Linked DNA regions of Homo sapiens: region 2 is linked to region 1. The links are chromatin contacts, found by Hi-C or POLR2A ChIA-PET in ENCODE. All regions are on one chromosome and are shown on one strand. The core of a region is the stretch at or near the end of the contact, and the rest is flanking DNA. Distances in the headings are between cores, read along the strand shown.

What was found. Hi-C counts contacts between places; a loop is a spot of excess contacts on that map. ChIA-PET counts read pairs that join two places held with the same protein, here RNA polymerase II (POLR2A). Pooled maps may share reads with other maps.
Region 2: a pooled map shows a loop between it and region 1 (2.8-fold over the local background). The contact joins the promoter of RASA3-IT1 here to the promoter of CHAMP1 in region 1. A Hi-C loop is called at or near these places in 1 of 37 single-sample maps with no recorded cell type and 8 of 50 pooled maps. POLR2A ChIA-PET finds 5 or more read pairs at or near these places in 4 of 52 experiments (activated B cell, activated T-cell and naive thymus-derived CD8-positive, alpha-beta T cell).

What each region holds. Positions count from the first base shown.
Region 1 is chr13:114,311,709-114,316,106 of GRCh38, reverse strand. It overlaps CHAMP1 (chromosome alignment maintaining phosphoprotein 1), which reads right to left and starts at 1,604. Exons shown (of 3, transcript NM_032436.4): 1 at 1,464-1,604. RefSeq lists silencers at 1,267-1,946, 2,719-3,013.
Region 2 is chr13:114,108,344-114,112,745 of GRCh38, reverse strand. It overlaps RASA3-IT1 (RASA3 intronic transcript 1), which reads left to right and starts at 2,967. Exons shown (of 2, transcript NR_046544.1): 1 at 2,967-4,105. All of the region lies in intron 1 of RASA3 (RAS p21 protein activator 3), which reads left to right. RefSeq lists enhancers at 1-138, 2,039-2,674 and a silencer at 1,213-1,367.

The sequences.
Region 1 (4,398 bases), core at 355-2,854:
TTCAGCACTTTGGAAGGCCGAGGCGGGTGGATCACCTGAGGTCAGGAGTTCGAAACCAGCCTGACCAACATGGAGAAACCCTATCTCTACTAAAAATACAAAATTAGCCAGGTGTGGTGGCAAGCGCCTGTAATGCCAGCTACTTGGGAGAATGAGGCAAAAGAATCCCTTGAACCCAGGGGGCGGAGGTTGCAGTGAGCCAAGGTCGGGCCATTGCACTCCAGCCTGGGCAACGAGAGCGAAACTCCCGTCTCAAAAAAAAAAAAAAAAACAAAACTTGCCATTTAATCATTTTTAAAAGCACAATTTAGTTAGTTTAGTACTAAAACGTTGTGCAAACATCACCACTATCCACTTCCAGAACTTCTTCACCACAAACAGAAATTCTGTACCCATGAAACAGTAACTTCCACTCTCCACTTTCAGTGCTGGTAATCTCAATTCTGTGCCTGAGGGGGAATCATACAGTATGTCTTTTTTGTGTCTTATTTCACTCAACATAATGTGTTCAATGTGCTCGTTTATACTGTATAATGTGTTCGTTTATATTGCAGCATGTATCAGAATTTCATTCCTTTCTAAAGATGAACAATGGTCCATTCATTATATGTATATACCACAGCTTGCCTTTCATCCACATGTTGATAGACATCTGGATTTTGAATAATGCTGCGATGAACATTTGTGAACAAGTATCTGAGTCTCTGCTGTCAATTTTTGGGGGTATAAACCTAGAACTGAGGAACGACTACCAATTTCCATAGCTGCTGCACCACCCTACTTTCCCACCAGCAATGCACCCGAGCTTCAATTTCTCCACATCCCCAACACTCATAATTTCCCTTTTTTTTAATAGCCACCCTAACAGGTGTGAGGTGGTATCTCATTGTGGTTTTCATCTGCATTTCCTTAATGGTTAGTGATGTTGAGCATCACTGCACGTGCTTATTGGCCATTTGTCTCTCTTCTCTGGAGAAATATCTATTCAAATTCCTTGCCCATTCTTGAACTGGGTTGCTTTTTGTTGGTCAGTTGCATCTCTTCTTGTATTCTAGACATTAACTCTTTATCAGGTTTACAAATGTCCTCTCCCACTTTGGAGGCTGTATAGCGGATTTTTAAACAGTAATAATGACAGAAGAGGAGGCAGTCTAGAACTAAAACAGAAAGAATGGCTTTCGTCTTGTGCCGCCCTCAACTTCCCAATGGTTTCAAACGCAATGTTTCCAGCCTCGGCAGCGACTGACACCGGGCCTCCCCGCTCCCTGCACAAAGACGCACTCCCGCCCCGGCCTGTGGGGGCGGGCCCTTCCCTCGGGCCGTGTGGGAAGCGAGGCAGCGCAGGCCCCCTTCACTCGGACCCGCGGCTTCCCGGGACCGTCCCCGCCAGGTCGGCGGCCGACACGGGGCTCGGGGATGCAGGCCCCAACCACGCCCCTCCCCCGCTCGCTCTCGCTCCTCACCGGTCCGGCCGCGGGCGGCGTCCAGTGGGCGATGGACCGCGCGGAGGGCCCGGCTCGCGGTCGCGGGCGGCTCCGCGAGGCCCTGCAGCGCAGCGGCCTCCCGAATGGCGACTGGATGCAGGAGCCGGGATCCGGGTGCGCGAGCGTGCGCGCTCCCGCGGGACGGGCGGGGGCTGACGGGAAGCAAGTTTGGCGCCGCGCGCCCTCCCGCGCGGGCCAATCAGATCGCCGATCGCGTGGCGCGGCTGTGCCAAAAGTGCGTGGGCAAAACTAGCGGCTCGCGCGGGCCTTCGGAAGGGCTGCGTGCCCGCCCCGCCCCGGAAGTGCCGCACGTGCCCACTCCGCCTCCGCTTCCCGCGCGCGCCCGGGCGCGGCTCCGGGAGGGTTCCGCCGCGTCTGGCCTGTGGCCTCCGGCCAGGCCCTTGGAACGGCCCCGGCCTGCCGCCGCCGTGCGGATATCTCTTCCTTTTCTTGCTGTTTTGATTGTTGTGTGAATGAATTTATTAGGAAAAAAAGAGCTAGACCTGCCCCATACATTCTCAGGGATATTACTGGCATAATACCTATGACAAAAGTACAAGACAAAGTTGTTGGATGACAGTAAATATTCCTTTTCTCATCACCCCGCCTCCACTGAAAGTCCCGATTCCCAGAAGTTATCTTCTTCGTTTTTTGTTTTCAGTTTTATGAATGTTACCACCACAATTCTAATTAAAATGCATGCACCTCTAATGCTGATGCCATCAGTCTGTATGCTTTGAAAGACTGTAAAATTAGCTCACACTGCTCTCTACCTTTGTACCCTTCTGAAGTTTTGCTTGTTGTGAATTTCATTTTTGTTTTTGTGGTGAAAATGAACTATAGAATGGCCGGGCGCGGTGGCTCACGCTTGTAATCCCAGCACTTTGAGAGGCCTAGGCAGGTGAATCATCTGAGGTCAGGAGTTCGAGACCAGCCTGTCCAACCTGGTGAAACCTTGTCTCTGCTAAAAATACAATATTAGCCAGGCGTGGTGGCGGGCGCGTGTAACCCCAGCTACTAGGGAGGCTGAGGCAGGAGAATCCCATAGAACCGGGGAGGCGGAGGTTACAGCGAGATCGCGCCACTGCACTCCAGCCTGGGGGAGAGAGTGAGACTCTGTCTCAAAAAAATAAAAATAAAATCCATAGAATTTACCGTCTTAACTATCTTTACGTGTACAGCTCAGTGGTGGTAAGTATATTCATAACACCACCATCCATCTCTGTACCTCTTTCATCTTGAAAAACAAACTATGCATTACATGTTAACTCTCGGTTCCCCTCTACCTTCTACTTTCTGGCAGTCACCATCTTACTTCCTGTGTCTCTGAGTCTGACTACTCATAAGAGTGGAATCATACAGTATTTGTCTTGTGACTGACTTATTTTACTTAGCAGAACATCCTCAAGGTTCATCCATGTTGTAGCACATTGTGGAATTTCCTTCCTTTTTAACACTGAATACTATCCCATTGTATGGATATGCCACATTTTGCTTATCCACTCACCTGTTGATGGACACTTGGCTTGCTTCCCTATTCAAGATATTGTGAATAATGCTTTGACATTTTCAAAGAACCAATTTTTGGTTTCATTGATTTTCTCTATCGTTTTCTATTTTCTATTTCATTTATCTTGGCTTTAATCTTTATTATTTCCTTCTTTTTGCCAGCTTTGGATTTAGTTTTTCTTTTTATAGTTCATTAAGTTGTAAAGTTAGGTTGTTAATTTGAGATTTTCTTGGTTTTTGATGTATTTATAGCTATAAACTCCCCCTTTAGCATTGCTTTTGCTGTATCACAAAAGTTGCTATATTGTGTTTACATTTTTTTCTTTTCTTTTCTTTTCTTTTTTTTTTTTTTTTTTTTTTGAGACAGAGTCTCGCTCTGTCGCCCAGGCTAGAGTGCAGTGGCGCCATCTCGGCTTACTGCAAGCTCCGCCTCCCGGGTTCATGCCATTCTCCTGCCTCAGTCTCCCGAGTAGCTGGGACTACAGGCTCCCGCCACCACGCCCGGCTAATTTTTTTGTATTTTTTTAGTAGAGACGGGGTTTCACCGTGTTAGCCAGGATGGTCTCGATCTCCTGACCTCGTGATCCGCCCGTCTCAGCCTCCCAAAGTGCTGGGATTACAGGCGTGAGCCACAGCGCCTGGCTCTACCTCCCTTTCATGCAAAATTTAGGATCCTGTGTTAATTTCCGGAATGATTCTGATTTCTAGGATTCAAATATCAATATTAAATATTTTAGGATTTTTCTAAGTTTTGTTTTTGCAGCAAAATTGATTCATTAAATTTAATAGATTTCTTTAAAAAGTATCCACCTAGTTACAAGCTTTTAAAAGAGCCAATGAAAACAGTTTGTAAACTGTAAATGTTAAATGCAGAAATGAGAGGATCTTTTATTTTCTCTGAATAGCAAAGATTTACTGATTGAGAACTTTTTGAGATCCTGACTCTTAATATGAAACAGGTTCGTTGTGGCTGCAGGACCTAATTTGAATGGCTGCTTCAGTTGTTTTTTCCTGAAGTGTCAGAATGAGTTGATGATCCCAAGAGACCTATTCCAATTGAACACTGAACAAAACTCTAGCAGAAGGCAACTCTTGGTGACGAAATAACAAAAACCAAAACACCCTCTGCTATTATTCTGAATTGAAATCATGTTAAAAAAGCTATTGTAGTTATAGAATATTAAATAGTTCAAGATGAATAATGCAAATAAACTCCCAATTTGGCCTTTTGAAAGGTTCCCAGTATATTGCACTAAACTTTAAAGTAACCAAAGAAAGCAGAAATAACTCTCATAAAATCCTGTACTAAAACCAGACCCTTATGGACTTTCAAAATTTCACTTAAGGATCTATTGAACATATACTTCTCAACAGTTTATTTTGATGTTTTCTCAACCTATACTAT
Region 2 (4,402 bases), core at 1,718-4,217, 200 kb after region 1:
AGTCGGGGCACCTTGGCTGTGGGAAAGGAGGACCACGCTGGCCACACAGGCCTGAGTGTGTGGGACCAGGGCAAGCAGGGAGAGCTGGCATACCCCCACCCCATTCTCCAGTTACCAACCCTTAACCCGGGGCTCTCCTAGCGGGGTCCCCATACCTGCAGCACCAGCATCCCCGGGCACGCGTGTGAAGTGCTCGAGGCAGGCCGCACCCCTACAGAGCTGGGGCTGGCGATCTCTTTCCACCGGCCCTGCAGAGAGTTCCCGTCCGGCTGAAATCTGAGACCCCGGTCTAAAGAGTGTGATTCTCTTCCTGCAGAGTATCAGGAGCAGACCAGCTTCCCAAACAGTCACCCGCAGAGCTTCTGCTCCTTCGGGGAGGGCCCTGACTTTCTCGTGGTAGAAATCCTCCACCCGGCCAGGTTCCGGCTGCCCCAGGCCCCCTAGAAGACTCCGGGGATTGCTGAGCAGATGCGGGGCTGCCTGGAGCTGGCCTGGCCCCTGGTGCCCTGCTAATGCCATTTTTTGGTAACACCCATTCACAATAGCCTGGCTGAGGGTTTTGTTCTCCTTCTCTTTATTTGCTATCACTAAATCCATCTGATTAAAAATTAGCCTGGTGTGCCCTTGTCCCAGTTGCTGGGGGGGGTGCCTGGGGGCTGCTGTTTCCAGGGAGAGGGAGGGACAGTGTCACTTACGGGACCACACAAAGGGGCGAATCTGCCTTTTGCTTTTGTCTCTTCCGCTACAGCTCCCACCCTCGCCTGTTCCTTGGAATTAGATAGGGTGAAGTCTGTGCCTCCTTCACCAGCATAAACAGAAGCTATTTTAAGTTGATGGGCCCCAACCCCAACCAAGACACAGGATCCGATGATCCTCTGGAAGCGCCGTCTTTGCTCAAATTGCAGCTGGGGATGTCCTAACTCCTGACCACAGATGGAGGTTTGACATACTCTGCTTTACGCATGAGGTTTTCTAAACAGTTTATGTAGCTAGAGGCTGTTTTGGAGAAACAGAGATGGTCATGGACATAGTTGCAAATACCAAGGCTATCAGTGGACATGGAGACGCTGGGCTCTGTGTGAGGCAGGAAGTGACGTTTCCCTCCTTAGAGGCTCAGCCCGTTAGAACTCGGCCTGCAGCTCGTTTGAGGCTCAGCCCGTTAGAACTCGGCCTGCAGCTCGTTTGAGGCTCAGCCCGTTAGAACTCGGCCTGCAGCTCGTTTGAGGCTCAGCCCGTTAGAACTCGGCCTGCAGCTCGTTTGAGGCTCAGCCCGTTAGAACTCGGTCTGCAGCTGGTTTGAGGCTCAGCTCCTTAGAACTCCGCCTGCAGCTCGTTTGTGGCTCAGCCCGTTAGAACTCGGCCTGCAGCTGGTTTGAGGCTCAGCCCGTTAGAACTCGGCCTGCAGCTCGTTTGTGGCTCAGCCCGTTAGAACTCGGTCTGCAGCTGGTTTGAGGCTCAGCTCCTTAGAACTCCGCCTGCAGCTCGTTTGTGGCTCAGCCCGTTAGAACTCGGCCTGCAGCTGGTTTGAGGCTCAGCCCGTTAGAACTCGGCCTGCAGCTCGTTTGTGGCTCAGCCCGTTAGAACTCGGCCTGCAGCTGGTTTGAGGCTCAGCCCGTTAGAACTCGGCCTGCAGCTCTTTGTGGCTCAGCCCGTTAGAACTCGGCCTGCAGCTGGTTTGAGGCTCAGCCCGTTAGAACTCGGCCTGCAGCTCGTTTGTGCCGTTCCATGTTGCAGTTTTAGGTTTTTTTTTTTTTTACTTTGAGCAGCCCTGGATTATGACAGGTGTCTGGCGATGTCTTTCCTGACCAGAGCGTGGCTCAGCCCCCGACCGGGGCCCACGGCCAGACCCTCACTCTGCTGCCCCCGACCTGGGACACCGTGGCTCTCTCAGGAGGATTCTCACTCCCCAGCCAAGCACAGTCTGTGGTGTCAAACCTGCCGGTGTCCGGATGGGTGTGTCCTGGTGCTCTGAGGCTCCGGTCCGGGCTGTGGGGACGCGGGAGGCTGAGCGGGTGAAGGCGGCTGTGATGTGCGTGTCATGCCCTGTGCAGGTGCCAGGAGGGGCTGTCGGTCCTCACAGCAGCCAGGGGAGGAAGCTTGTTGTGTTTGTTGCTGATGAGGAAACGGGGCTCTGGGAGGGAAGTGCTTTGCCGGCTCACGCTGGGCCACAGCTGCCTGCTGCTTTCCTGAGAAGCCGTGTAAGGAAGGTGGCGGCCGAGTGCGCAGAACCTGTCCTGTGTAGGGCCAGGGGTCATGCAGCTGTGCAGGGAAGCAGCCGCAGGCACGGTGCCGTCCAGTGAGCCGGACTGTATCCATTTCACCTTATTTCAGACACTGAGATTTGAGTTGCACGTAATGTTCACAGGCATGAAATGTTATCCTTTTGATAATTTTTAAATTACTTAAAATCTACCTTGCAGGCGTTACAGCACAGGGTATGGTCAGGGGCCCGGGTCTGTCTCTCCCTGGTCCTGGCAGCCATGTAAGCCCGTAGACCCAGAGCAGGGGTCCAGCTTCCAGGCCCCCCTGGGGACTGCTGAATTCTGTCCCACTGACTTAGATTTTTTGTTTTATTCTGAGCATTTCTGTGTCTGTTGATTCACTATTTTTTTCTGGTTATAGAAGGAATAATTTTTCTTTTACCAACCACCCAGGCTGCAGCCACCTGTGACTGGTCAGGTTTCTGTGATGGGGAGAGGGCCTGGCCCTGAGGTCTGTGTTTCACGGCTCTCACTGGGCTCCGCCAGACGCTCGTTGCCCTGAGGGTGCAGCTGTGGCAGCATCTGTGGGTGGCTGAGGAGACGGGACGTTCACCGGGAAGTTGCGCCCCAAGGGTGTTCTGGGGGCTGCCTCGATTCCCAGAGCTAGACCCACACGATGCTGAGTCTCGTGCCGCCGCGAGGCCACCCCCGGTCAAAGAGACCCAGTCGCCTGCCTCGTGGCCCTGCGCCAGCCCCGCCTCTGGTGACGTCTCTTTGGAAGCCACAGCAGGAGGAGGCTGCTCACGGCGTTTGGAGGCTCGAGGGCCTGGTCTCCAGGTGTGCACAGCCGGGATGGAGCAGAAGGAGGATGAGCTTAAGTCAGAGAGTCCTGGGCTCCAGTTTTGCTTTGACGTTTATGTTGCTTTAAGAGAAAACAGCTCAGCTGTGCTTTTCTCCTCTCCGCGGCCCTCATGGCTGATCTGTATGGAAGATTAGAGAGGACCCTGTGTCAACGTCCGCAGCCCACCGTAGGTGCTGAGTAAATGTTGGTCGGTGTTTTTCTCACTTTATTTTCAAGCTGTCATTGGCTTGGGATTTTGTAAAAGGCAGCTGGGGTGTGGATTGGAGTGGAGCTCTAAGATGCTTGAGGCAAGAGGAGGCTGTGAACAGGAGGGTTTGGACTGGGAACCACGCAGCACAAACGAGCTGAGTTCGAGGAAGGCCTCAGTGCCTTGAAAGGCAGCTGCTGTTTACACTTTTCTCAAGACAGAGGCTTCACGTGGTCGCCGTTCACACAAGTGCCAAGCAAGACCCTGGCACCAGAGGCGTGGACTGAAAATGAAGCCACCTGAACGTCCTGTGACGGTCACGGAGCCGGTCGTGTTCGGGGGCCCGTGTGTGTTTGTCAGGCCAGGACCCTGCCGCCTGCCCTCTGGCTTAAGGAATCCAGTTGGGGAGAAACACTCCCTCTGAGTACCCCTGGGGTTTTGACCCAGCTTGAGGTTGTAAACAGGTGGAGGGGGCCGAGTGGAGAGGCCTTGCTGTGATAGAGACCTGGGCCTGCCCTGCCACCGTCCGCCGGGAGCCCACGGCAGCCTCGCCCTCCGACACCTGCACGCTGCATGCAGTGGACTGAACTGCAGGATGCCTGTGTTGCTGCCAGTTCTGCTGTTTGGGAAAAACTCTCTGTGTTAAGTTGGATCTTCCTTGTGACTGATTCAGAGGAGCCACGTTGTTACGGAAGGGCTGGGACCCAGACACAGGGTCCAGAGTGTCCTCGAGGTATCAGAAGAACTCCTGGAGAGCAAGCTGAGGGCTGTGTCGTCGCCACACCCTCCGTGGGTCCCTGCTCCTGAGTTAGGCTGTGCCCAGCCGCCCAGTGACTCAGAAGCTGTGCACACAAGGTGTGAATCCCACCTTGCTCTAGCACCAAGAAAACAGCACCTGGTGATGGGATGTGGATGGCGGACGCGGGGTGACAGACAGGGGATAATGGACATGGGGTGATGGACGTGGGGTGATGGACATGGGGTGATGGATGCGGGGTGACGGACGGGGGATCATGGACGTGGGGTGATGGACGGAGGATGACGGACGGGGGGTGATGGATGGGGGATGATGGACGCGGGGTGATGGATGGGGTGACGGACATGGGGTGACGGATGGGGGTGATGGACGCGGGGTGATGGACACGGGATGAC